2 separate regions of the Homo sapiens genome follow, and region 2 is linked to region 1. A link is a loop called in an ENCODE intact Hi-C map of the cell type or tissue named here. Cell type or tissue: left ventricle myocardium inferior. All regions are shown on one strand. Each heading gives the region's core, and the rest is flanking DNA. Links, peaks and the distances in the headings are about the cores only. Region 1 has its middle 16 kb from the start of HS6ST1. Region 2 overlaps LOC124907888 (a long non-coding RNA gene).

What was found. A loop is a pair of places that touch in the nucleus more often than their neighbours do. Peaks named below come from ENCODE experiments on the same cell type or tissue, not always from the same donor. Only the 100,000 strongest peaks of a DNase experiment are listed, where the experiment ranks them.
Region 2: it touches region 1 in a loop (4-fold over the local background); 44 of 110 quality-filtered maps call a loop at or near these places.

What each region holds. Positions count from the first base shown.
Region 1 is chr2:128,333,415-128,336,336 of GRCh38, forward strand. No RefSeq gene overlaps it. Among named protein-coding and RNA genes, the nearest start is that of HS6ST1, 16 kb to the left of the region's middle. In left ventricle myocardium inferior, for the core only: no CTCF peak of the experiment used is centred there; no DNase peak of the experiment used is centred there.
Region 2 is chr2:128,743,300-128,746,221 of GRCh38, forward strand. It overlaps LOC124907888 (a long non-coding RNA gene), which reads right to left. Exons shown (of 2, transcript XR_007087233.1): 2 at 1-2,344. Among named protein-coding and RNA genes, the nearest start is that of HS6ST1, 430 kb to the left of the region's middle. In left ventricle myocardium inferior, for the core only: no CTCF peak of the experiment used is centred there; no DNase peak of the experiment used is centred there.

The sequences.
Region 1 (2,922 bases), core at 242-2,741:
GCACAAGACAGGAGGGAGTAAATGAAATATATTGCTCTAATATTTTAGGGGAAAATAGACAAATCCTTGATCATAGCTAGGCATTTTAACACCACTCTCTGAGTGACAGATAGAATTAGCAGCCAAAATCAGTCAAATGTTTTATAAAAATGTGCCTTTTAATCTCTAGAGCAAGCTTGTCCACCCGTGGCCACATGTATCCCAGGATGACTTTGAAGGCAGCCCAACACAAATTTGTAAACTTTCTTAAAACCTTAAGAGTTTTTTTTTTTTTTGAGACAGAGTCGCACTGTGTCACCCAGGCTGGAGTGCAGTGGTGCTATCTTGGCTCACTGCAATCTCTGCCTCCCAGGCTCAAGTGATTCGCCTGCCTCAGCCTCCCGAGTAGCTGGGATTACAGGCAAACAGCGCCACGCCCAGCTTTGTATTTTTAGTAGAGACGGGGTTTCACCATGTCGGCCAGGCTGGTCTTAAACTCCTGGCCTCAAGTGATCTGCCCCCGTCAGCTTCCCAAAGTGCTGGGATTACAGGCATGTGCCCGGCACATTATGAGATTTTTTTTGCGATTTTTTTTTTTTTTTTGCTCATCAGCTAAAATGTTAGTATTAGTGTATTTTATGTGTAGCCCAAGGCAATTCTTCTTCTTCCAATGTGGCCCAGAGAAGAAAGAAGATTGGACACCCCTGCCTAGAGTAACTAAAGTAAACCTCACTTAATGTTATCAGTAGGTTTTTGGAAAATGTGACTGAGTAAAATGACATATAATAAAACCATTTTTTCATCATTATGATGAAATAATGTTGAACACGACGACATTATTTGAGAACCTGCTGTACATTGTTTCACTTGAAGTCAGTTTCCAAGAACCTATTGATGATATTAAGTGAGAGCTTACTTTACTAAAAAAGTGTGAAGAGTTATATCTAAAAGTTCAATAGATGACATTAAAACACACAAAAAAATACTTGATTGACCCCTAAAAAACTCAGGAAAAGTGGAGCAGAGCACAAAACAAAACAAAACAAAGGTGACAAATAGAAAACATACCAAGATGGTAGACTCAAGCCAAAGCATAACAGTTACTACATTGGGTGTAAATAGAAAAACTCTCCAATTAAAATGCAGAGACTGCCAGGCTGGATAAAGAAGAAAGATCCAACTGTACATTGTTTATATAATAAGAAACAACTTAAATATAAAGACAGGTTGAAAGTAAAAGGGTGGAACAAGATATACCGTGAAAACCCTAACCACAAGAAAGCTGGGGTGGCTATATCAATATCAGAAGAGGTAGCCTTCAAAATAAAGATATAAATGCCAAAAGGGACATTTCATAAATATAAAAGGAAAATTCATGAAACCGTAATAATCCTAAATGTGTATTCACCTAATAACAGAGCCCCAAATACATGAAGCAAAAGCTGACAGAATTAAAGGGGAAAATGACAAATCCATTATCATACTTAGTCACTTCAACACCACTCTCTGAGTAACTGATAGAATGAGCAGACAAAACCAGTAAGGTTACAGAATATTTGAATGACATCATCAAAATGACTTTGACATTTTGAACACTATATCCAACAATAGTAGAATACTTGTTCTTTTTAAGTGCACATGGAAAATTCATTGAGAAATGAAATGATATTGGGCCGGGCGCGGTGGCTCACGCCTGTAATCCCAGCACTTTGGGAGGCTGAGGCGGGCAGATAACTTGAGGTCAGGAGTTTGAGACCAGCCTGGCCAACATGGTGAAACCCTGTCTCTACTAAAAAATACAAAAATTAGCTGGGCATGGTGGCAGGTGCCTGTAGTCCCAGCTACTTGAGAGGTTGAGGCAGGAGAATAGCTTGAACATGGGAAGCAGAGGTTACAGTGAGCTGAGATTGTGCCATTGTACTCGAGCCTGGGTGACAAGAATGAAACTCCATCTCAAAAAAAAAAGGAAATGATGTTGAACAAAATGACATTATTGGAGAACCTGCTTTACGTCGTTTCACTTAAAGTCACAGTTTCCAAAAACCTATTGAAGACATTAAGTGAGCGCTTACTGTACTAAAAAGTAATGTGAAGAGTTATATCTAAAAGTTCAATAGATGACACTAAAACACACAAAAAATACTTGATCGACCCCTAAAAAATGTAAAGATGCCACAAAATAAGTTTCAATAAATTTAAGTGTTTTGATTTTTATATAGAATCTATTCTCTGACCACAATATGACTAAAATAGAAATCAATGACAAAAGGTTATCGAGAAAATTCATAAATATTTGGAAATTAAATAATACACTTCTAAATAACCTATGGGTCAATAGGAAATCATAAAATAACTTAGCAAATATTTTCACCTGAGTAATAATGAAAAGATACTATATTAAAATTTGTGGCTGGGAATGGTTGCCCCCAGCACTTTGGGAGGCAAAGGTGGGCAGATCGCTTGAGCCCAGGAGTTCAACATCAGCCTAGGCAACATGGCAAGACCCTGTCTCTACAAAAGACCAAAAATTAGTCAGGCATGGTGGCATGTGCCTATAGTCCCAGCCACTTGGGAGGTGGAGGTGGTAGGGTCACCTGAGCCTGGGATGTCGAGCTTGCAGTGAGCCAAAATTGCTCCTCTCCACTCCAGCCTGGGCAACAGAATGACACACTATCTCGGAAAAAAAAAAAAAAAAAATTCTGAGATGCAGCTACAGCAGTGTTTAGAGGAAACTTTATAGCTTTAAACACATATTAGGAAAAAAAGGTTCAAATTCACTGATTTAAACTTCTACATTAAGAAGCTAGAAAAACAAGAGTACATTAAACCCAAGGTAGAAAAGAGAGTGAAAAGTAATGAACTAGAAAACAGTAGAGAAAAACCTATTAAACCAATAGCTGCTTCTTTGAAAATATTAACAAAATGCCCTAGAAAGACTAATAA
Region 2 (2,922 bases), core at 155-2,654, 410 kb after region 1:
CTTAGAGGAAAAGATGTTGCCTTAACTATATTTATTAGAAAATAAGAAATACTGAAAATACAGTGTACACTCAACAGAAAAACTTGAAAAGTGAATAAGAAATGAAACCAATTATAGTAGAAAAAATAAAGTAATATAAAACAGAAATTAATAACATGGAAACAAATAAAAATTCTAATGTTAATTAAAAACCAAAAAGCTGGTATGTTATTTTTTGTTGTTTAACTTTTAAGTTTGGGGGTACATGTGCAGGATGTGCAAGTTTGTTATAAAGGTAAGTGTGTGTCATGGGGGTTGCTTGTATAGATTATTTCGTCACCCAGGTATTAAGCCTAGTGCCCATTAGTTATTTTTCCTGATCCTCTCTCTCCTCCCAACCTCTACCCTCCAATAGGCCCCAGTGTATGTTGTTCCCCTCTTTGTGTTCATGTGTTCTCATCATTTAGCTCCCACTTATAAGTAAGAACGCATGATATCTGGTTTTCTGTTCCTGCATTAGTTTGCTAAGGATAATGGCCTCCAGGTCCATCTATGTCCCTGCAAAGGACATGTTCTCATTCGGTTTTATGGCTGCATAGTATTCCATGGTGTATATGTACCACATTTTCTTTATCTAGTCTATCATTGATGGACATTTGGGTTGATTTCGTGTCTTTGCTCTTGTGAATAGTGCTGCAATGAACATACGCATGCATGTGTCTTTATGACAGAATGATTTATATTCCTTTGGGTATATACCCAGTAATGGGATTGCAGGTTTCAATGGTATTTCTGTCTTTAGGTCTTTGAGGAATCAGCATACTACCTTCCACAATGGTTGAACTAATTTCCACTACCATTGACAGCATATAAGCATTCCTTTTTCTCCACAACCTTGTCAGCATCTGCTACTTTTTGACTTTTTAATAATACGTTTTTGACATTTTAATAATAAGCCATTCTGACTGGCATGAGATGGTATCTCATTGTGGTTTTGATTTGCATTTCTCTAATTATCAGTGATGTTGAGCTTTTTTTCATATGCTTGTTGGCCGCTTGTCTGTTCATATCCTTTGCTTGCTTTTTAATGGGGTTGTTTTTTTCTTGTAAATTTGTTTAAGTTCCTTATAGATGCTGGATATTAGACCTTTGTCAGATGTATAGTTTGCAAAAATTTTCTCCCATTCTGTAGGTTTTCTGTTTACTCTGTCAATAGTTTATTTTGCTGTGCAGAAGCTCTTTAGTTTAATTAGATCCTATTTGTCAACTTTTGTTTTTGTTGCAATTGCTTTTGGCACCTTTGTCATGAAATCTTGGCCTGTGCTGATGTCCTGAATGATATTGCGTAGGTTGTCTTCCAGGATTTTTAAGTATTTAATCCATCTTGAGTTAATGTTTGTATATGGTGTAAGGAAGGGGTCAAGTTTCAATCTTCTGCATATGGCTAGCCAGTCATCCCAGCATCATTTATTGAATAGGGCATCCTTTCCCCATTGCTTGTTTTTGTCAGGTTTGTCGAAGATCAGATAGTTGTAGGTGTGCGGTCTTATTTATAGGTTTTCTATTCTGTTCCATTGGTTCACGTATCTGTTCTTGTGCCAGTACCATGCTGTTTTGTTTACTCTAGCCCTGTAGCATATTTTGAAGTTAGGAAGTGTGATGCCTCCAGCTTTGTTCTTTTTGCTTAGGATTATCTTGGCTATTCAGGCTCTTTTTTCTGTTCATGTGAATTTTAAAATAATTTTTTCTAGTTCTGTGAAGAATGTCAATGGTAGTTTCTTGGGAATAGCATTGAATCTATAAATTGCTTTGGGCAGTGTAGCCATTTTCACAATATTGGTTCTTCTTATCCACGAGCATGGAATACTTTTCCATTTGTTTGTGTTGTCTCTGATTTCTTTGAGCAGTGTTTTGCAGTTCTCCTTGTAGAGATCTTTCACTTCCCTTGTTAGCTGTATTCGTAGGTATTTTATTCTTTGTGTGGCAATTGTGAATTGGAATTTTTTCACGATTTGGCTCTCAGCTTCCCTGTTGTTGATGTGTAGGAGTGCTAGTGAATTTTGCGCATTGATTTTGTATCCTGAGACTTTGCTAAAGTTGCTTATCAGCTTAAGAAGCCTTTAGGCTGAGAGGATAGAGTTTTCTAGATATAGGATCATGTCATCTGCAAACAGGGATAGTTTGACTTCCTCTCTTCCTTTTTGAATGCCGTTTATTTCTTTCTGTTGCCTGATTGCTCTGGCCAGAACTTCCAATACTATGCTGAATAGGAGTGGTGAGAGAGGGCATCCTTGTCTTGTGCAGGTTTTGAAGGGAATGCTTCCAAAAGCTGATATTTTGACAATAATAGTTCAACTTCTTGGTTCTGATGAAAACAAAAAGAAATTCTAAGGACTAATAATCTTCTTTATAAATGAGATAAGTGGCAGACTATAGATACAGGGGAGATTTAAAAACTTTCAAACATGTAAATCTTTATAGATTTACTTGAAAATAATATAATAGATAAACAGTTTTCCAGGAATATGAAATGACCAAAATTGAATTTAGCAACAATAGAAAACCCATCTATGAAATTTTCAAAGCAGTAAAAAAATGTATCCTTAAAAAAGCCAACATGTCTAGACAGTTTTATAGGGTATTTTAAAAAACCAAATCTATAAAAAGACAAACTGTATATTAATAAAAAGTCCCAGAGCATACAGCATAGAAAATGATGGAGAAGCTGCTCAATTTATTCCATGAAGCTGGAAAAACTCCTCCAATGAGGACAGGAAAAAAACCCACCACTTTAGAACATAGAGGCAAAAGTCTCCAATAACATATTGACAAGTTAGATCTGGCAGTGCATCCAGAGTGTATGTCACAACCAGGAAATAAATACCATGATATGTAATGTGTGGTATTTATTAAAGTCCCTGGCACAAAGTAAGTAATCAAGTC